2 separate regions of the Homo sapiens genome follow, and region 2 is linked to region 1. Evidence: chromatin loops called from intact Hi-C (ENCODE). Cell type or tissue: psoas muscle. All regions are shown on one strand. Links, peaks and the distances in the headings refer to the core of each region. The heading gives the core; the rest is flanking DNA. Region 1 overlaps CREB5 (cAMP responsive element binding protein 5). Region 2 overlaps CREB5 (cAMP responsive element binding protein 5).

Region 1 (11,408 bases), core at 2,174-10,173:
AGTAGCCACATTAAAAAGGTTAAAAAGAAACAGGTGAAGTCATTTTAATAACACTTTGATTTAACCTGATATATCCAAAATATTATCATTTAAACATATAATCCATATAAAAATGTTAATGTACTACTTTACATTCTCTCTTTCTCTCTCTTTTTTTTTTTTTGGTACTAAATCTTTGAAATCCAGTGTGTATTTCACAACTACAACATATCTCAATTTGGACTAGCCACATTTCAAGTGCTCAATATCCACGTGTGGTCGGTGACTATGGTATCAGACAACACAGGGTAAATCAGTGGTTTATGATCCTGGCAGCCCAGTAGTACCACCTGTGGAACTTATTAAAAAACACTGATACCCTTCCACTCTGACATTCTGATTTAATTGGTTTGGGGTGAAGGCCTGAGCCTCTGTATATTTTAAAAGCTCCACAAGTGTTTCCAATGTGTAGCAGAGGTTGAGAACCACGGTTCTAACTGATCTCTAAGGAATCTTCTACTCTAATATTCTATGATTCTATTTCAGGAAAGGGATTGCAGTAAAGCGTTCATTCAGAGTTCAAGGGCAGCAAGCAGTTGTTACAAGCATGCTGCACCCTGCAACACATATTTAAGAAAATATAACTGATAAAGATTAAAATTTACAGAATGAATAACTTAGACAATAATTCTTTGCACCACAAATGGGCTCTGTTTTGTGTAACTTTCAAACGTGGGTGTTTTAAATGGTCTGCTTCACTAGAAATCTTAATTTAGGATTTGATTTACATGTAACCTCGTAGAAACCCTCTGTTTCGGAAAAGGTCAGGATTCTCACATTTCAGTTACAGTATTTTGCCAGCTTACTCTTTTGCCCCAGATACTTGCCTTTAGTTGTTTGGGGAGGGAAATTTTTACTCCAGTTGAGACATCTGGATCCCCCAGAATTTTCTTCCTTCCAAGCTTTTAACAAACTTGTGTTATTGCCTAGACCAGATTTTCTCATGTCAAGATGTTAGTTATAACCTCCTAGACTTAAGGTATTCATTTTTATTTGTCACCTTTTAAAATATTAGAAGAATCAATGTTTTTCAATGCACATCAGAATGCTTTATTTTAATATACCTGTTTTTTATAATACACCAGTCTGTGCATTCACTAAAGGATGCAAAAAGTATAAAATAAAAAATAATTTCCAAACTCCTCACGCACCTTCTTGTGAAGTCTACAGACAGAATTGTTTGTGGAGGGGAGGAGAGACCTTGGTGTCAGCCTCTTGTGACTTCATGCTGCAGAGAGCCTCTGCATCCCCAAATTCATGAGTCATTTCACTCTGACCCTCTCTCTCCTTATCCCCTGCAGAGCCATCTATGTCCAAATACATGTCTATTCAACCATATCGCCTTTAAAGCATGACTATAAACTAGTTTTAAATATAAAATTACATGTTTTTCTACATTTTGTGGTGATATTTGTGTTTTCTGTAATGTCATTCATTGGAAGAATGTTAGCTTTCATTTATTAACACATATCTCTAATCCCCATTTTATAGATGGGAAAACTAAGAGATTGCCAAGGCTAGGCATCCTGCTCATTGATTAGATGGGTGGTCGGTATGAGAAAAGAGCTCACATTTATTAGTGCCATGTATTCCAGATATTCCAGATAGAAGCACTGCTTTGGGTTGCTTCCAGGTAGGGATTTTCCAATTGCTTGTACTATTGCGCTTGTCTTTGTATTTATAAATAACATTCTTTCGGGTGCTTTCCCATGCATTATTTGCAGTTAAATGGTTTCCTTGCTAATACCTCTTACTTTCCAGCTTCAGGCTACATGTAGCTGGATTGATTAGTAAATACATAAGGATATATTAACTTCTTAACATGGAATCTGTTTTAAAAGTTGCATGGAGACATCTGTTGCAAACCTGTGTGTTTGGTAGTATCCAGGGAAACTTTCTCTCAGGCTACTTTGTGATTGACTGTTAAAAGTATTGTGTGGAGAGACAATGAGATTAATGATGTAAGTTACTCATCTGTTTTGGGGATTGAAGGCAAAGGTCTGTACAGATTCATTTGTTGAGCAAGATAGACTCTAGCCCTACCTCCTAAATTATCTTTTATAAAACACTTTAGCCCTTGTCGTGCCAATGTACTGTCTTCACACTTGGTCTGGAGCCATCTGTGTTTAAGTATTTGGTTTTTGTTTTCTCCTAACAATGGTGATACGTTGGCTTGGCCATTTGCAGTCTCTGTCTGCATTTCTGTGTCTTTGATGGGTGAGCTGTTGATTAATAGTGCAATTTTCGACCAGTGCCAGGGGGCGATTATTTTGGATTCTTTCCTCCAAGCATCATGCTAAATTTAAAGCAATTTTAATATTCATACATATACATGCTTATGGTGTTTATGCTTATATGAAAATAAATATGTATATAAATAAAAACCTGGGCCAGTGAGGACCAGAATGTTAGTAGGGCATACACTTGCAAATGTGCTTATCATTTTTTTTAGGATGCCCATGGACACATTGTAACTCCTATTGGCCAAATATCTATTTGTAACATTGATTCAGATACATATTGTTGATTAAAAGATATTGTGAGATTAAAAAAATTGAAACCATATTTAAGACACTCCTTTTTTCTGAGAAGGCCTGTCTAAGCACACATTGTTTACAATTTTGTCTTCCAGTTTTGCAAAATCGGATGACTAACAACCACCATTCTCAGGGTTGTGCTGTGTTGACGTCATCAAAGATGAGGGTGCAGTGTTTTGGCACCATGAAGCAGCATGTAATTTGAAATTGTACTTTTTGCTAAACACCAATGCTGATCTCCAAACCATTCAAACACTAAAAAACCAAAACAAAACAGTAATGTCTGCTGATTGGATGGAGGCAGCATGGGCAAAGTACAATTTTTTTTTTTTTTTCATATGCTTTGGAAGCACTTACAAAAATCAGGGAGAAAAAGAGTACATATAATTACTTGACATGCCCTTTGGAAGGGACATTCTTAAGACAGACAGGTTGAGTCTTTAACCTAAAGTTCATTTTTATCCTTTCCAGGAAATGTGCTTTCTTTCTTTTTTCCCTTTTTTAAGCACAAACGTGGTTGTATCTTTAAAAGGAAGGCTTAAGAGTAAATCATGTGGCTGCTTTATCTTTATTTAACATTTAGAAGATATTTTAGGAGATCTATTTAGAAAGTCTTATATTCCTTCACATAGTTGTAGTTATTTAATGCTTGTTTAAAAACATAGGGGGTTCTGGAGATTGGTTGCACAACAGTGTGAATATACTTAGCACTACTGAACTGTATACTTAAAAATGGTTAAGGTGAGGCCGGGCATGGTGGCTCATGCCTGTAATCCCAGCACTTTGGGAGGCCAAGGCAGGAGGATCACTTGAGGTCAGGAGTTCAAGACCAGCCTGGCCAATATGGTGAAACCCCTTCTCTACTAAAAATACAAAAAATTAGCCGGGCATGGTGGCACACACCTGTAGTCCCAGCTACTCGGGAGGCTGGGACAGGAGTATCGCTTGAAGGCAGGAGGCAGAGTTTGCAGTGAGCTGAGATCGCACCATTGCACTCTAGCCTGTGCTTTGCAGCAAGACTCCATCTCAAAAAAAAAAAAAAAAAAAAAAGGTTAGGGTGGCAAGTTTTATGTTATATATATTTTACCACAGTTATAAGAAATGGGGAAAAAGTTTGCTTGTACCCATTCCCCAGATGGGGGAAAATAGAGTGTACAGACCATTTGTTTCAAGTTAGATGCATCCACTTTAATTTTTTTTTAATTTGCATTCACTTATTTTTATTTCAATAGCTTTAGGGGTACAAGTGGTTTTGGTTACATAGATGAATTATGTAGCAGTGAAGTCTGGGCTTTTAGTGCATCTGTCACTGGAATACTGTACATTGCACCCACTAGGTGATTCCTATTCCTCCCCCTTTCCCAACTTTCTCCCTTCTGAGTCTCCAATGTCCATTATACCACTCTGTCTGCCTTTACATACCCCATAGCATAGCTTCCACTTATAAATGAGAACATCCAGAAATTTGGTTTTCCATTTCTGAGTTACTTCACCTAGGATAATGGCCTCAGTTCCATCCAAGGTGCTACAAAAACATGATTTCATTCTTTTTTATGGCTGAGTAGTATTTCATGGTATACATATACCACATTTAAAAAATGTTTTATTTCCATAGGTTTTGGGGGAGCAGGTGGTATTTGGTTATGTAAGTAAGTTCTTTAATGGTGATTTGTGAGATTTTGGGGATGCATCCACTTTACTGTCATAATGGGAAGGTCAAAAATCTAAACAGGACTTTTGCACTTTGGGATAATGTAGACAGACGACATTGGTATGTGTGTGATGTGATTTTGACACATAGGAGAATCCAGGGTAGCTAAAAGCTAGGCACGTAACACTGCATGCCTCTTTTCTGGCTTGGATCTGGGTGAGCCCTGTGTGTAGAAAGCTGTATCATTCCATTTGAAAATGCATTTGACCTTATTTGAGCAGTTTTTAAGAAATTTACTTGATAGCCTTTAGCACCATATATATATACATACACACACACTATATATATATATACCATATATATATATATACACACACCATATATATAGTGTGCATATATATATACACACACACACACTCTCTCTCTCTATATATACCATATATATGGTATATATATAAAATACCATATATATAGAGAGAGTGTGTATGTGTGTGTATGTGTATATATATATATACTCAACTGAGATCAACGAAAAAGTCAGGCAAGAAGCCTTGTAGTTTATGTCAGGGAATGTAAACCCACACTTCACAGTAACACTGACCAATGAGAAGTTGCTTTGCGGGGGACAACCTGGGAGTTGAAAATTTTGGAGACAGATCACAGGGGGAATGGTGGAGGAAATTAGAGATATTTGACTCAGAAAGGAGGAGGCCCAGGCTTGTGCATAATATCAAGGAACATTCTGTGGACAAGAGGATACTATTTCTGACTTATTCTCTGTGCTTCGGGGAAAAACAGAGAAAATTGCAGGAAGGAGATGGTTTGCTGTGTGGAGAGATGGAGTGTGCTGTGTTTGCTCTTTTGGCTCCAAAGAGGGAAGAATTTTGGAACAAGTAGACCTATACATCAATGGAAAGGACTGTCTCAGAAATTAGTGACCTCCCTGGCATGGGGTGTCAGAATTATTATAGGAAGAGTTTCTAGAAGCAGTAAGAAGGAGGGCTGGACCAGTTGCTCCTGGCTTTTTTTGGATTATGAACACTTTAAACAATTAGGTAAAAGCTATGAGCCAGTTTTCATAAAAATAACATATAGGCAAATATTCATGAGAAGGTTCATGGACCCAGAAGCCATGGACTCCAGAATGAAAAAATGTCTGGGCTCAATAATGATGCTTAACAATGCTATGGTTATATGGACACATAAACTTAAAATTGCTGCGGTTGAATGAATATGATCAGTTTCATGTGGTTCATCCTACATGTGTTGGTGCATACATTACATGTATTAAGCTGTGAAAGTAACCAGAGCTAATGAACTTCCGGTGAAGTGTATAATCCGGAATGGAAATTCACATTCATTGGATTCTCATTTATGTTTCTCTATGAGAGTAACTGCCTGTTTGCCCAATAGCCCATACCTAGACAACCACTGATTAATAACACCTTACATTGTTTAGGAGTTTCAAAGTAATTTAATAGAAATTATCTTATTAGGGTGATATAACAACTCAGTGAAATATGAAGGATAGATATTATCCTTCCCATTTTAGTGGATGCAGAAACTAAGAATCCCAGGGCTTAAGTGGTATGTGCAGTCCCAGCTAAAGTAAGTGCCAGACATATAACTGGAATTCAGGTATCCTTCCCTCCCTTCTTCCTTTTCTCCTGCTTCTCTTTGTCCATCCTCTCTGCCTCCATGCTAGCCACATACACTTATGGAACCAAGTGTGCTCTTTGTTACTAAGAAGCAGCAACAACCACAAATAAACCAAGCAACTCCTTTCCAACACAAATATCAGCACCCTGTCTGAGCCTAAATTCCTTTCCTTCCTTCATCCCTTCCTTCATTAAATATTAACTGAGCATCTATTATGTGCTGGGTACCAGGGATACATGATCAAAATCAGACACAGTCCCACTCCTCATAGAACTTGTACCAGGTAAGTCACTGCAATTTAGTGTTTCAGGAGGAGGGTGAGGGGGTGCAAGCCTGGAGACAGAAAACCCAGTTAGGGGCTATTGTGGTTATCCAGACAAGAGATGATGGGGGCTTGAGTTATGATGGTGCCAGATTCAAAAGCCATGTAAGAGGCAAGAGCAGTATGACTTGGGGATTGATTAACTGGAAGATGAGGGGTCCAGAGAGTGGGGAAGATGGAGTCAGGATAAGCCTGACCCAGTAAGAAAGTCTGGGTCATCCTTTGTGGTGCTGAATTGGGGGATGGTGAATTGGGGGATGGATTCTGGCCCAGTGCCCACAGGCTTGTGTCTGCATCCTGAGAACAGAAAATGGCTGTGAACAAAAATGCCAAGAGCAACTGTAACTGAAAGGTACAGTGCATTATTGGGTTCCGTGGCAGTACAGCTTTGGTAACTTCTCCCAGAGAGTGGCTCCACAGGGAGAAAGGCACCCCCTCCTCCCAGGGCGACCACATCTCTGGCACTCAGTGGGTCTAGGGCATGGCCAGGAGTGTTAGCTTCCTGAGGCTGCTGTAGCAAAGTAGCACAAACTCGGGGGCTTAAACAACAGACACTTATTCTCTCACAGTTCTGGAGGCTGCGAGTCAGAAATCTAGGTATTGGCAGGGTTGGTTCCTTCCCAGGGCCTGTGAGGAAGAATCTGTTCCAGGCCTCCCTCCTTCTTCTGTCTTCTCTGTGACTTCACATGGTCTTCCCTTCGCATATCTGTCTCCAAGTTCCTCTTTTCATAAGGATGTCAGTCATATTACATGAGAGCCCACACTAATGACCTCATTTTAACTTAATTACCTCTACAAATACTTTATCTTCAAAGAAAGTCCCTTTCTGAGGTACTGGGAGTTTGGACTCCAACATATCTCCTTTCAGGAAAACACAATTCAAACCACTACAGCAGGTGTGTCCAGCAAGAAGGCAGCACCCAGGTCAGGTAATAATGGGACTCTAGGAGAACAAGCAGATTGGGAGTGATATGTTTTCTAATCAGACTTTTTTTAGCACATGCTGAAAATAAACCTCAGATAGATCCCTGGAAAAACCTGGAACAAGTCTTCGGAGATGGGGATCCATATGTTAATTACCAACTATGGACATAGCCAGCAAAACACAGCAAAACAAGCCTACTCTTAAAAATAGATACATACATGTTGCACTGACTGACAAATTTTTGCTAATGTAGGCATTACCCTTGGTTTGGCCTTGAATTTGTCACCAGGATTTGTAAAAGAGCAACGCTGAAAGGTTAACACCAACTTTTAACCATGAGAAGAAAGAATTAAATACAACTATAGTTTGCCACTCTGGCAGCCTTAACAATTATTGTTTTGATGTGCTAACATTTACTGACAAGGACAAAAATCACCCATTCCCATAAACACACACACACTAAGCTAAGTATAAATGTTTCAGTGTGGGAAGGAAAAAAATTCTGATTTTCTGGTTGTTGATGGATAATTTATGTCTATGTGCTTCCTTTGCTTTGCACAATGAAAAGACAAAATTCTGCATTTTAGAAACACATCATAATAAAAAGACAACTCAGTTTAAAATGGGCAAAGATCCGACTAGACAGTTCTTAAAAAAATTTTTATTTTAGGCTCATGGGTACATGTGTGGGTTTGTTAGATAGGTAAATTCAATGTCTTGGGGGTTTGTTGTACAGATTGTTTTGTCACAGAAAATTTTTAAAAGAAAATATACAAATGGCCAGTAAGCACATGAAAATATGTCCAACATCACTACCTATCAGGGTTACTTGTAATGGCCAAAAATGTGGAAATAACTCAAAGCCCATCAACTGTTGAGTAGATAAGCAAAATATGGTGCATCCATATATTGAAAAATTACTTGGTTGTAAAAAAAAAACTACTGAAATATACTATAACATGAATGAACCTTGAAAACATGCTCAGAAAAGGAATCCAGCCATAAAGGACCATATATTATATAATTCCATACATAGGAAATGTCCAGAATAGGCAAATCCGTAGAGACAGAAGGTAGATTCATGATTGCCTAGGACTGGGGGTGGGGTGGGGAGTTCAGGGGTGACCATTGAAGAGTATGTAATTTCTTTTGGGGGTGATGAAAATGTTCTAAAATTATAGTGATGGTTGCACAAATCTGAATATTCTAATGTCATTAGATTGCATGCTTTAAGTGAGTGAATTGTATGGTATGTGAATTAGGTCTCAATAAAGCTGTTAAGAAAAGATAACACATCATGGAAGAAAACATGGGCTGCTAAATTCAGTTAGAATACATGCCAAATAGGGCATGTTGATCCAACAGCTTCTCTGCATATTTGGGATGAGTAGCTGTTGATAGGGCATTTCAGACCTCAGTCTTACAGCATTTATCATATGTATCTCCAGCTTGCACCTCTCTCCTTGGCAATGGCCTTCACTGCACCTTTGACATTTTCCAACTGCGCCTTTGACATTTTCCTCTAGATGGACTGCTGCTTTTCCTTAATTTTCAAATTGTTCAAACACAAACTCATCCTTATACCAGTTCTTCTCCTGACACACCCATTTCAGTGAGGGCCACCACTGTCCTCTGGGCCCCCAGATTGAGGCTTCATGCCCTTCACTGACTTGGCCCTTTTCTTTGGTAGTCTTGAACATATCATTGCCACATCTTCTGGACTCTGCCTTAGCAGTGTCCTTGTCCTGTCTCCTTCTAACCCGATTCCCCCTATTAACTGAGAATTAAGGGGAGCAGAATTATTTATTGAGTCTTTAGTGAGACTCCTCTCTTGCTCTACTATGTCAACCTTCATAACAAACTTAGCAAAGGGCTACAATTACCCTTTTTTATAGCTAAGGAAAATAAGGCTTAGAGGTTAAGGGACTTGACCAGTGGGACAAAACCAGTAAATGGAGGAGTTGGGTTTGGTCCCAGTTTTGTCTGGTCGCTGAGCTCATACTCTGTCCATTCTAGCTACCAAGAATTGCTCCCTTGCATAGCTCTGAACATCCCATTTCCCTTTTCAAGAACCTTCACTGGTGCCCTGTCTCAAGGCCCCTAGGCCCCTCAGCCACATCCTTGTAGGTGTACTCCATATTCAAGACAGATCCACTGTGGTTTGTGTTGAGTGCCTCTCTGGCATGTTCTTCCCTGGAACATCTGCAATCCTCTAGTACAGTGGTTCCAGACACACACGTGCACACATTCACCTAGACATGCTGCATTCACTTCCTGCCTGTGAAAACAGTACTCTCCAAGGCCCATCTCAGTCATCATCTCCTGATCTGCAAAACCAAAAGCAGAATGCAAAATTAATTAATTCCTTAGTGCTTTGTTAATCTTTTTCTTATGGTTTTAAGAAAACGTATCTTCTATTGTGATTATTTTTGTGTTTTTCATAAACTCCCTCTCCTGGATTGTAAGCTCCATGACAGCAAGAACTGAATCTTGCCTAGTTTTGACTTCTTTCATCGAATTAGCATAGAGTAGATGGTGACACACAGTAGATGGCAAATTAATTTTGCATGAACTGACTAAAGAGACACTCACTCATTGCTGCCATAAACTTCCTAGAATCAGCATGAGATCTTAACCAGCCTGGTGAGTGTTCCTGGAGGACCACCCTAGGAAGATTTTTTAGGTATACGGATGAAGTCCCCTTCTCTCAGTATCACATTAATTTTAAACTCTGTTGCTAAAAGACAACTGTCATAATATTTTAGAAATCAAAAATGGAGGTGAATGAATCCATCGCCAAGAGTCTTATAACCCTAAGGAAAAACTGATTTTTCATTTTTACATTCTCTTGCATTCTTTGTGCAGAGAGGAACATAATTTGTAAATAGTTTTAATCAGAGCATAGACATATTTTAAAATTCTGCTTCCTTCACTTAAAACTATACCACAGACATGTTTTCATGTCGCTACATAGTTTTCAAAACTATGATTATGCATAAGATTCCATTGAGTTTCTATGCCATAATTTCTTAACCAACCCCTATTGTTTGACATTTAACTTTGCTGTGGATTTTTAAAAAATGATTCTAAAAAACACATGACCAACTTTTGGCAAGAGAAATGTATACTCTGACGACATTAATCTCCTTTCCCTTAGGCTGGTTGAAAAATCTTCCTTTAGGGTTGAGCTTAGGCACAATTGTGACAGAGACTGAGTTTGTTTTGGATACGCTCACACTTTATTCCTTCTATCTCTGCCCTTCCTCCTCTCAACACATTGTATTTCCCCACGGTGCCTGTCACAGGGACTTGGGGTCTGCCCTCCTTCTCCAGAGACTGACCTGCCTCCCATGAACTCTGCCCTCCTCCTCACCCCTCCTAGCCAGACTTCGCTCTCCTCTTGCATTTCCAAAGCCTCAATCTTAGTAAGATACTAGGCACTCAATCTATTTCTTTCCTGGGTTTATAATATTATACAAAAGGACTTCCGGAGATGGCTATGTGATAACCCAGCCAAGTGCATCACTAAAGGTGGATCTTTGCTCTTTAGTTAGGACTCTTCCAGGTTCTAAGGATATGGCAGTGAACCAAACAAACAAAATCTCCACATAGATAGGTAAATAACACCTAATATAGTAGTAAGTGCTAAAAAGAAAGATAAAGCCAGGGAAGTGGATCAAGTGTTCTCTTTCATGTTTCAGTTGGAATAGTCCAGGAAGGTGGACTTTCAGATAAGGTGACATATGAGAGGAGAGCCACCAGGGAAGGGAGGAATTCCTATGGAGATGTGGAGAAGGAGCTTTCTAGGTAAGGGGCTGCTTGGTACAAGGGCCCTGCTGTTTTGGATGGTGTGCTTGAGGAACTGCAAGGAAGCAGATGTAGAGACAAGGAGGGAAGCAGTGGGAGCTGCTGGGTGGCTGATCATCCAGGGGCTTTAAACCATGCCATGATCTCTGGATATTAATCTCAGCCAGGTAGGAAGCTATTGGATAGTTTTGGGTAGAGCATCTATCACTTATAAAGCCCTCCATTGTGGTTGGAGGATCGACTGTGTAGGAGCAAGGGTGGCAGCTGGAAGACCCATGAGGAGGCAAGAGACAATGGTGGGCTGGACTGGGTAGGTTCTGGGAAAGGTGGTGAGAAAGAGTTGGATTTTGGCTTATTTTGAAGGTAAACCTAGCAGGACTTGCTGAGGGATTGGCTGTGAAGATAAGTAAGAAGTCAGGGAAGATATTAAGGTATTTGACCTGAGACAAGGATGAAGTTGTCATCGAC
Region 2 (11,408 bases), core at 1,812-9,811, 51 kb after region 1:
CATTTATTGAGAGTCAACCGCGTGCTAAATGCTTTATAGCTAGCTTCTCCTTCCATCTTCACGACAGACCTATGAGGTAGTTGTCATTATTCTTCTTCCTATTTTGCAGACTAGAGAATTGAAATTCAGAGAAATTCAGTAGCATGTCCAAGATCATGTAGGTCTTAATGTAAAGAGCAGACAGATGGGATGGAGCTCAAATTCAAAATCCCACGCTCTCGACTACTATGTGATCTCCTAGAGACTACATCTTTTCTTCATTTAGGACTCCTCAACACCTAGCGTAGTTCCAGGCAAGATAGGCAGCTGACAACAATTATATCTGATAAATAAGTAGGGCCAGGCCTGCTGGCATGTGCCTGTAGTCCCAACTACTCAGGAGGCTGAGGTGGGAGGATCACTTGAGCCAAGGGGTTCGAGGCTGCAATGAGCCGTGATTGCACCACTGAACTCCAGCCTGGGCAACCGGCAAGACCCTGTCTCTAAAAAATAAATAAATAAAAATTAAAAATATAAGAAAGTGGACCACCTGTGTACCTGCCATGCTGTGTGATTGCATAATCTAACAAATACGCCTATGGATTTACTGAATCCTGTTGTGCCCTGGGGAACAACATAGAGACAGAGTGATGGCAAAGGAAGTGCTCATTGGAGAAATTAGCTGGGGCAATTAAGAGTTTGCTGGGTAGTCCTGAAATTATAGCTTGTGTTTAAATATATGGAAACAAATTTTAAAAATTAGGACCTTGATTTTATTTTTGCCACATAAACATAAGTTCATACATGAATAAAAATTAATGTCTCTGCCAATGAATGATACTAAAATGCCACACTATTCTTGCTTGTTATTTTTGTCACCAGAAAATAAGCCATATTTACATGATTATAGAACCATATGCTTTTCTGAAGTTTTAGATTCAGATTTCATAATGTAATAAGAGCTGGCAGTTACATAGCACTTACCATGTGCCAGACACTGTTCTCAATTGTTTACAGATGTTAACTCTTTTAATCCTCACATACTAATAATCCTTAGGAGGTAAGCACCATTATTATAAGATGCAAGGAAATGGAGGCACAGAGAGGTTAAGTGATTTATCCAAAGTCACACAGCTAATTATTGAAAGAACCAAGATTTGAACCCATGTACTCTTTTTTTCCAATGTGATCATGTTTATTTATTTATTAAATTTAAAATTTTTGTGAGTACATAGTAAGTATATATACTTATGGGGTACATGAGATATTTTGATACAGGCATGCAATGTGTAATAATCATCACATCATTGAAGATGGGGTATCCATTCCCTCAGCATTTATCTTTTGTGTTACAAATAATCCAATACTCTTTTAGTAATTTTAAAATGTACAATTAAGTTATTATTGACTATAGTTACCCTGTTGTGCTACCAAATATTAGGCTTTATTCATTCATTCTAACTATTTTTTTGTACCATTAACCATCCCCATCTCCCCCTGACTTCTCCACTACCTTTCCCAGCCTCTGGTAACCATCCTTCTACCCTCTATCTCCATGGGTTTAATTGTTTTGATTTTTAGATCCCATGAAGAAGAGAGAACATGCGATGTTTGTCTTTCCGTGCCTGGCTTATTTTACTTAACATAGTGACCTCCATTTTCATCCATATTGTTGCAAATGACTGAATCTCATTCTTTTTTATGGCTGAATAGTACTCCATTGTGTATAAATACAATATTTTCTTTGTCCATTCATCTGTTGATGGACACTTAGCTTTCTTCCAAATCTTGGCTAATTGTGAACAGTGCTACAACAAACACAAGAATGTGGATATCTCTTCAATATATTGATTTCTTTTCTTTTGGGTACATACCCAGCAGTAGGATTGCTGGGTCATATGGTAGCTCTATTTTTTAGCTTTTTGAGAAGCCTCCAAATGGTTGTCCACAGTGATTGTACTAATTTACATTCCCACCAACAGTGTATGAGGGTTCCCTTTACTCCACATCCTCGCCAGCATTTGTTATTGCCTGTCTTTTGGATATAAGCCATTTTAACTGGGGCAAGATAGTATCTCATTGTAGTTTTGATTTGCATTTCTCTGATGATAAATGACGTTGCACACCCTTTCATATGTCGGTTTGCTATTTGTATGTCTTCTTTTGAGAAATGTCTCTTCAAATTTTTTGCCCAATTTTTTAATTGGATTATTAGATTTTGTTCTAGAGTTGCTTGAGCAGCTTCTATATTCTGGTTATTAATCCCTCGTCAGATGGGTAGTTTGCAGGTATTTTCTCCTATCCTTGGATTGTCTTTTCACTTTGCTGATTGTTTCCTTTGCTGTGCAGAAGCTTTTAAACTTGATATAATCCCATTGGTCCATTTTTGCTTTGGTTGCCTGTGCATGTGGGTATTACTCAAATCTTTGTCCAGACCAATGTCCTGGAGAGTTTTTCCAATGTTTTCTTGTAGTACTTTCATAGTTTGAGGTCTTAGATTTAAATCTTTAATCCATTTTGATTTGATTTTTACATATGATGAGAGATGGGGGTCTAGTTTCATTCTTCTGTGTATGGATTTCCAACGTTCCCAGCACCCTTTATTGAAGACACTGTTTTTCCTCCAGTGTATCTTCTTGGCCCCTTTATTGAAAATGAGTTCACTGTACATGTGTGGATTCATTTCTGGGTTCTCTCTTCTGTTCCATTGGTCTCTGTGTCTGCTTTTATGCCAAAACCATGCTCTTTCGGTTACTATAGCTCAGTATAATTTGGCTATTTGGGGTCTTTTGTGTGAACCCATATACTCTAAAACACTACACAGTACTACAGAGCTGGGGCTTACTGGGCATTCACTACATGCTGCATTTAATCTTTATCACAACGCTGTGTGAAAAAGAATTGTTTTGTCCATTTTATAAATAATAAAATTAAAACTAAAAGAACCTTAGACGTTTGTCCAAGGTAAAACAAATGATCATCTGCAGAGTGAGGCAGGCCCTGCAGACTCTCCTGGTATCCTTGCTATCATCACACACTTCCAGATATACTTGTTTTATCTTACATTGAGTTTTTAATTTATCTTGAACAGAGCCAATCAATGTTCATAATAGAAAAAATATAAAATATAGATACAAAAAATGCATTATCTCATTGTCCCACTGTAGCCACTATTAATCTGTTAATGTTTGGCATTTCTTACATATAAAATCACAATAAGATAAAACACAATTTGTCAATTATTAAAGTTTTGACCAACCTTCAATGGATAAACCAATCCTTTACATTTAAAAAAATTACTCAGTTCTGTAAAGCAAACCAAAACCAAAACAAATCTAACCTATGGAGAGAGAAAAATTTTATTTGACATGCTTTCCATCCCAACAAAAACAGTCTCTAGCCACTAAACCCAAAATACGTCATCTTATAGTCAAAGCAAAAAAAAAAAAAACATAGTAATGAGATTGTCTTAGGTTTGGTTATATGGGATTGAAAAGGCTTCCACATCTTGTTTTCAAGGTGAATAAGTGTCTTCTGATAGGAGAAAAGTAGTTTTATTATTATAATTATAGCTAATGTATATTGTATATTTACTATATACTAGAAATTATTCTCTGCACTATATGTATATGTGTATTTGTGTATATGCTCATTTAATCCTCAAAAAAATCTATGACATAGGTATTATCTCTATTTATAGATGAGGAAATATGCGTGGATAAGTTAAGTTACCACTCCAAGGTTACACAGGTGTGATTTGACCTCAAGCTGCAACTACAGTGCTGGCCGGTGGTGGCTATGTCACAGGGGCTGTGTTCTTTCTACCCCTCACCGCTAGGACAACATTCTTACTTTGCGGGGAAGTCTAAATATTTATTTACGCATGGGATAGGCTGTGTGTTTTATTGTATGAGAAGGTGAGCATCTGTTCTGTATCAGTCTCTATCTTGGTCCTGAGATGCCTTTAACCCTCCCAGGATCCCCAGAGTGAATTACTAGGACCCTCACGTTTCACTTGGGGATGGAGGAACAGGTACTTCGACGATCCAAGGTCTCTCTCTGCAGCCTGGAATTCCTCAGTGCTTCTCTGTGCTCTGAGAATCAATCTTAGCCCTGGTTGATTTGAGGCTTGCCTGCTTTTTTCTCTTACCTGGGGCCTCTCTCTTTCTTGTGGACCATGCTGCAGCCTTGCCAGCCTTCTTTCAGTCCCTCAGACATGCCAAGCTCTTTGCTTTTGCTCTCCTTTCTGCCTGGACCACCCTCCCCTGCTTAGTCTTCAAACAGCTCATATGCATTTGTCAGGCCTCAAACTAAATGTCACCTGTCCAGAGAGGTAAGCATTACCTCCTCCTTCAGAAAACTTCCCCAGGCTGGGTGTGGGAGGTTTGCTTAAGGCCAGGAGTTCAAGACCAGCCTGGGCAACATAGTGGGACCCCATCTCTACAAAAAATAAAAAATTAGCCAGGTGCAGTGGTGCATACCTATGGTCCCAGCTACTTGGGCGGCTGAGGTGAGAAGATCGTTTAAGCCTAGGGGATCAAGGGTGTAGCGGGCTGCGAAGGCACCATTGCATTCCAGCCTGGGCAACAGAGCAAAATCCCATCTCTGAGAAAAAAAATAAAAAGCTTCCTTGTGCACCTTTCTCTCTTTATCACATCACCCTCTTTATCTCTTTCAGTGAACTCTCCAAAATGTGCTGTTAGTTTCCTTGGTCACTTTTTTGATTTCTGTGCTTGTGTTTTTTGCTTGTTTTGCTTTTTGTTTCTTTGCCTTGTAAGGTAAGCTCTGTGAGAACAGAGGCCTCATCCTTCTCATTCAGTGTTTTCTGCCCCATATCTGACACACTGCCTGGCCCTGGTAGGTCCTCGGGAGACTTTTGCTGGAAGACTGAGTCTTCTGACAGAAGATGGGGAAGATGAGGAAGACAGTGGCTTTCCCAGATGCCTTAAGAACGCTGACCCTGCACTGTGCTCGGCTGAATGAGGCTGGAAGCAGCCAAGCCCGGGCAGGGATCTGAGGTCAGTGGATGAGAGCAGACATAGGCTGCTGTCCCATGTCTGGAAGGGCCCAGTGCCCGGCTTATTTGGCCAGATGTTCTTGGGAGTGTCTCATTGTCACCTTTGGGTCCATGACCCTGGCCCGTGGCAGGGAGCCTCCCTTGTACTTTGAAGATTTCTAGCGAGTGTTTTAGGGTGTACCTTTAAGTGGCTTTTGTGCACTGTGGAATTTGGCTCCTGACAGCCTCATTTTTTAACAGACTATCTGAAGCCTGGTTTTGTTGTTTGATTTTGCTTTCTTTTCTTACCTTACTCCACTGACTCTCCTGTTTCAGAGGGCATCCAGTGCTGATACCGAGCAAATTCTCTCCCTCTGAGAAGTCTGCTGGGTGTTGGGCAGCTGGGGAATGAGGCTCTGTGGAGAGGGGAAGTTTTCTCTTAAGCTACTTTTTTGGAACTTTCTTTGAGTATTACTAGTAGTAGGAGAGGGATTTCAGGAATGGCTTGGGATGTCAGGACTGGTCTGTGTAGGAAATCTGGAGAATAAGTGAGTTTGGACTTCAGGGTGCGTGCTGGGGAATCCTGACCTCAGTTTCCGCGGGTGTTGACTGGTAACTATTGGTTTCAAATGCGAGATGGGAGTCTTGCTCTCCCCATGTGTGGGATGTGCCCCGTGGGGCTGTGTTTTGTAGGCAGTGAAGTTAAGGCTTGCCCAGAAAAATAACATGTTTTCCTTGCCTGGTGCTTGAGCTGTTTGCCCTATGACTGGCTGATTGGTGGTTTGCGAAGAAAGGAGACACTAGTTAACTGGGGTGTCCAGAGGATTTTTGTGTGTGTTTGTGTGAGTGGTTTTTTCTGTTTCTTTGGAAACAGTAGAGGACGGATGAGGAAATAACGATCATACTACTACTTAGAACTGCGTTTAAGGTCCTTGAGGCATCTTCCAAACATTAACTTGATGTCACTATTTAAATAATGCTATCACTTCGAGAAGACCAGAAATCCTTTGATGTCAGTATTGAAAAGGGGGATAGGAACACTGAGGGCTTTGGAAATAACTGGGAATTTTGGCACCCTAACTCGTATTCTAACGGCTTTACCCTGTGCTGTGTTTCCTACAGAGGCACTTAGTGGAGGATATAAATCAAAGCTCTGTCTAATCAAGGCTTTCTTTCAGCCTTGAAGGAAAACACTTCTTTGAGATTAAAAACGCCTGACACATAGGATGTGATGGTATGTGAAAGATATGTTTTCATTAAATAAAATTTTGACTACTCCCAAGCATTAAAAAATTCAAAATCTGTTAGGCTTTCCACATATATAAACCTTTCTGCATTGGGAGGTGACCAGATTTTAGGGACAGAGGTATTGGATTATTCATCTTTAACTCCCCGGTGCCCCAAGTTAGGAAATGTTGCTATTATGGAGACGTCATCTCTCCATTTTCTCAAGAGGCTGAAATGACCAGATCATTGATTATATTATGACTTCCTTTTTTTCACAGCTAACTAACACTTCATGCGTTATTCAGAAGTTTCTTTTTTTTTTTTTTTTTTTTTTTTTTTTTTTTTTTTTAGGCTAGGCGTGGTGGCTCATGCCTATAATCCCAGCAGTTTGGGAGGCTGAGGTGGGAGGATTGCTTGAGTCCAGGAGTTCAAGAGCCTTCTGGGTAACATAGTGAGACCCCATCTCTATTTTTTAGAAAAAGTAGCATTTTTAAAATTAAATATCACATGGGCTATTTGGGGAATAAAGGGAGAGAAAGAAAAAAAAATAAGGAAGAGTGAAAATAAGAATAAGTGTTAAGATTAAGAAAATGTAGTGTACTAAGGAAAATGTAATAATGAAAAGAAGATTTGGCTTTTTTTTTAATAGTTCAAGTGGAGAGTGGGTATAAAGAGGGTGTCACAATCTGTGTCAGTCTTATTTCCCATGCCTCCAGGTAAACCTAAAGCACCTACTGATAAGAAGGCTGAGTTTCTCATCTTATCCAGGTGTCTTCTGAACTCTCCTTTCTTCCTGCCTGGCTGGGGTTCAGATTGCAGGGACAGGGTAGCCAGGCACATATGGGGACGTGGCCTTGCCAGCAAAGCACTTTACTTGCATTCTATGGCTAGGAGCTGTTTTCAGGAAGGAAAACAGACACGTGCAGCTCCATCTCCAGCCCCTCCAAGCCCAGGGTGAGGAGTCCCTCTTCCCTGGCTTGCTCAGCCACCAACAGCCAAACTTCACCCCAGAGTCAAGTGACCTATTAAACCCGTCTTAGTCTGGCAGTTATTTAACTTTTATAACAACTGTGAGAAGTAGGTATTGTCATTGTTGTAAAAGAGCCCAACGCAGTGGAATGAAAAACAAACGAACAGACCAAACCTACCCAAGCTTATAGGTTGGCTGGTATGTGGCAGAGCCAAGTTGGAACACAGACCTGTCTCCGAGGTCCTTCTCGGGATCATATAGAAGACAAAATAATTCTACTTGGCAGCCTTCAAGTAAAAAGTTGGCAGATCAGGATTTGCTTGATAATTGCTGGATTATCAGAGAATCATCAAGTCAGGATCTCTTTAAAGAACATTACCTTCAACATCCTTTGGAATCTTCAATCTCTCGACATATGCCACCAAATGTATACATAACTCTGTGCCATGTGCCATCTCTGCAACTCCATGTCTGCGAGTTGATTGTACTATAAAAACAGCAACCAACATTTCACAGCACTTTGCAGTTTATGAAGTGCTTTCCCAAATATCCCACTTGATCCTCCCAACATCCCTGAGTCAGATAAAATCTATATCACCTATAGTCTCTTTTTATAGGAGAAAATTAATATTCAGAGGAGTTAAGTAACTTGCCTAAGATCCCACAGCTAATGAGCAAAGGAGATTTAATTGTTTCTTTTCTAACATAAAATCTGGTTTACTAATCACGATATTAGGTTTACCATAAATAATACAGTTTTACTTTTCAGCATTAAAAGCAAAATAAAGCCTAAATTTAAAAAACAAACAAAATCCCACTTCCGAAAGAATTAAAAGATTGCTCCAGGGGTTATATATGTGTTTGCAGCTTGAACTGGCATCCTATTATGAGAAATATTTAGCTGTGAAAGAGGAGATGATATGATATTTTATGTAGTTAATGAAACAGTTTTGCTTTCTCATGGCCTCTGAACTCTCAAAAGCACTTTACTAAAAGTACTTTATGGCCATTAAAATTCTGCTTTTCCACCATAGACATCTGGGTACACTTCTCTTTCCTTCTGGAGAATCATTGCCCAGAGGGCAGGAACTGTTTGTGCCAAGCCTTCATTCTCCTAGCATGGGGCCTCATGCATGGTAGGTGCTCAGTGACGATGTGGGGAAGAAATGAATGAATGAGACCTGTGTCCTTGGTTTCTGATTCTGCCCCTGGTGTGTGCCCAAGTTGAATCATATTTGAACAAGTTCACTGTGATGGGTAATCAATCACTGTCCACAGGCCACTTTCCCTGAAGCAGTTTGTGAACAATACCCCATCAAGGGCAGCCACAATTTCCCAGTGTGGATTTGGGGGCTGGCCTTTTCCCTTCCCCTTTCTTCAGCCTTTCAATAGGCATGTCTCATAGGCCTTCTCCAACGTCCCCACTGGGTGCTGCCTGCACCCTCTTCCCCTTTTTTCTTTCCCTTTCAGAAGGATCCAGGTTCTGGGTTTTTCCTAGCATATGATCTACACTCCCCTGAGCAAAGAAACCACGTTCATGCGTAGGAAGGGCTCCTAGGTTTGGGATCACAGGGGCATTTAAAGAAATCCTCTTTCCCTTTTCATACTGATTTGAAGTGTGGATTCGAAAATGGTGCTGTTGTTTGGGGGCCTGAGCCCTGGGGCAGAAAAAGAGAAGGCCCTGCGTTTGTTTATTAATGGCTTGGACCTTTTGATGAATTGGAGTCTGGCACAGTGTTAACCTCTCGTGGGTGGTGGGGTTCAAGGAAAAGGCCTTTTCCTTCCATGTGCTTTTTCCAGAGTGTTTTAGTGGATTTGCAGGCTTTAGTGAGTGATTCTTTGTTTAGTAGGAAGTTGAGAAAGATATGAAGGACTTTTCTAGTCCATGGAAATAATCTAGGAATCCCCCAAAACACAGCTTATTAGCTGGGCATGGTGGCTCACACCTATAATCCCAGCACTTTGGGAAGATGAGGCAGCAGGATTGCTTGAGCCCGGGAGTTTGAGACCAGCCTGGGCAACACAGGGAGACCCTATCTCTACAAAAAGTAAAAAATTAGCTGGGTGTGGTGGTGCACACCTGTGGTGTCCCAACTATTTGAGAGGCTGAGGTGGGAGGGTCCCTTGAGCCCTGGAGTTTGAGGCCACAGTGAGCTGTGATCACTCCAGCCTGAGTGACAGAGAGAGACCATGTCTCAAAACAAACAGACAAACAAACAAACCCCGCAAAACCCCACACGGCTTATTTCTGCACTTTAAACATATTTAATGATCCTTCATTCTGGTGAACCTTGTGCAGAAAGGTGGGCCAAGAGTTTTGTAGTTGCTTCCTTATGAGATCAGTATCCTCCTCATGGTACAATACGAGCTAGGCATGAGTTTTGAGTCTTGAGCTTGTTTATCAGGATGAAAGGATCCCTGTAAAGTGTGTGAATATATATACATATTTATATATATTATATATAAACTTCTCAATAAGAAAACAGGCCAAAAGAAAAAAATATGTATATGTGTGTGTATTTTTGCTCCTTTGGACTGATTAAGCTTTCTTACTGAGAAGCTGGTTAAGAGGCAAAAGTTTCCCTAATAAGTATTCTGTGAGCGGAGGGCTAATGGTGCCAGCAACGTTAAAGCAGAATTTAGAAGCTTGTGATGTTTTCTATTTAAGTATAAAAAAAGAAAGGAAAACACATTCTCTATGATGGAGCTGTCCTCTCAGTAATAATAGAAAATCAACAAGGCAATTATCACAAGTGGTAAGGCATTGGAGTAGGAGATATATTTGTATGTTGGGGCAACTCTTTCTTTTGCTACTGTTGAGTCAACACTGCTGTAGATAAAGGTTAAGTTATCTGGACAGTGGGAGCTGTAGGTGGCCAAACCAGATAATTTACCCAGAAAAAGCCACCCTAATTGATACCAGCTTAGTCATCTCTCTCCTCTATGGACTGAACCTGCAAGGGTATGCTTATGCTTAGCTTAAATGTTGGCAACAGACCCCAGCCCTCCCTCACACTGACAGGGAATGATAATTTCACATACTTTTTTGAATATTCATAAAGTTTTAATTGGCATTGAATCTGGCCTTGTCATAAGCTTAACTTTGCCCGAGTTTTTCAGAGCTCTTGGGAAAGTATAAAGAGGTGGGGACGCACTTAGTCCCTTCCTTTCATCTCCTCTTCTGTATGTGGTCTTTGTTTTCATTGTCTCACTCATCCTGTTGTGTTATTCTTAATCTGCCTTTTACCCTAAACTGGGTGGCATGGGCGAGGCAGTTGTGGGTACTTATACTCTAATTATTCTTGCAGAAGCCACACTATTGGCTATCAGATCAGGAGACTCCAGTGTTGCACAGAACCAGTCATTCTGTGCATTGCAGAATATCCCATATCCCAGGCCCCTTCCCACTAAATGCCAGGGTGACCCCCTTCTAATAATAGCAGACAATAATTGGTTTCACGTATTTCCAAATCCCCTTACTGGGCCACCCAAGGAAATGATGCCTTTTCTAGGCAGGCAGATGAAATGTGCCTTTTGCTAACATTTAGAAAGAGAACCTTGTTCGAATGATGAGAGAATCTTCAGATGGCATGAGATTTTTGCCTTAACATGGCCTTTAAGTGACCTCCTAGTACTGTCAAATGTTCACACACTTGACATTTGAAGCAGAATGTGTGAGGAATCTGAATCAAGGCTTCGGTATATTTTTACCCTGTGTTCAACGGACATCGTGAGCTGTCTCAGGCTCAGAACACAACTGCTGGCTACTTTAGAATACAACCTGGGAATGCCCCAGCTTTCTGCTGGGGTCGTGGGAAAAAAGCACCCAGTATGATACCATCATTCTCAAATGTCTTTCAAGAGGAAGTCAGTAGTGGTAATCATAGGAGTTAATAGTAAGATGAAATAGTCTCTTCCTGGTTTCGCCGAAAGCAGAGTGGTCTGGCTTGGGCATCACTGGGCTTGATGCAGTCTCACATGTGGTAGCTCACATTCATGCAGAAAAAGACACATTTTCAGATGTTTTGAGTATGACTTCAGCCCGTACATTGGGTGGACCAAATGTATATTGTTGCTGAAGATATAGATACTTATCTAGAATAAAAATCCAAAACCTCCCCCCCCCCACATTATCCAATAAAAATCATCTGCATGTGTGAAAAGAAAACTAAGACTAGACTAAAAAGTTGTGACTCTTAAGAATATTTAAAGATATTTATTTTACATGAAAATTGT

Evidence for each region. A loop is a pair of places that touch in the nucleus more often than their neighbours do. Peaks named below come from ENCODE experiments on the same cell type or tissue, not always from the same donor. Only the 100,000 strongest peaks of a DNase experiment are listed, where the experiment ranks them.
Region 2: a loop joins it to region 1, with 2.0 times the contacts of the local background. A loop is called at or near these places in 7 of 110 quality-filtered maps.

The regions. Positions count from the first base shown.
Region 1 is chr7:28,417,204-28,428,611 of GRCh38, forward strand. All of the region lies in intron 1 of CREB5 (cAMP responsive element binding protein 5), which reads left to right. Among named protein-coding and RNA genes, the nearest start is that of CREB5, 10 kb to the left of the region's middle. In psoas muscle, for the core only: no CTCF peak of the experiment used is centred there; no DNase peak of the experiment used is centred there.
Region 2 is chr7:28,468,737-28,480,144 of GRCh38, forward strand. The region is part of intron 1 of CREB5 (cAMP responsive element binding protein 5); the gene reads left to right. Among named protein-coding and RNA genes, the nearest start is that of CREB5, 62 kb to the left of the region's middle. In psoas muscle, for the core only: no CTCF peak of the experiment used is centred there; DNase peaks (open chromatin) are centred at 5,045 and 5,645; H3K27ac peaks cover 787 bases.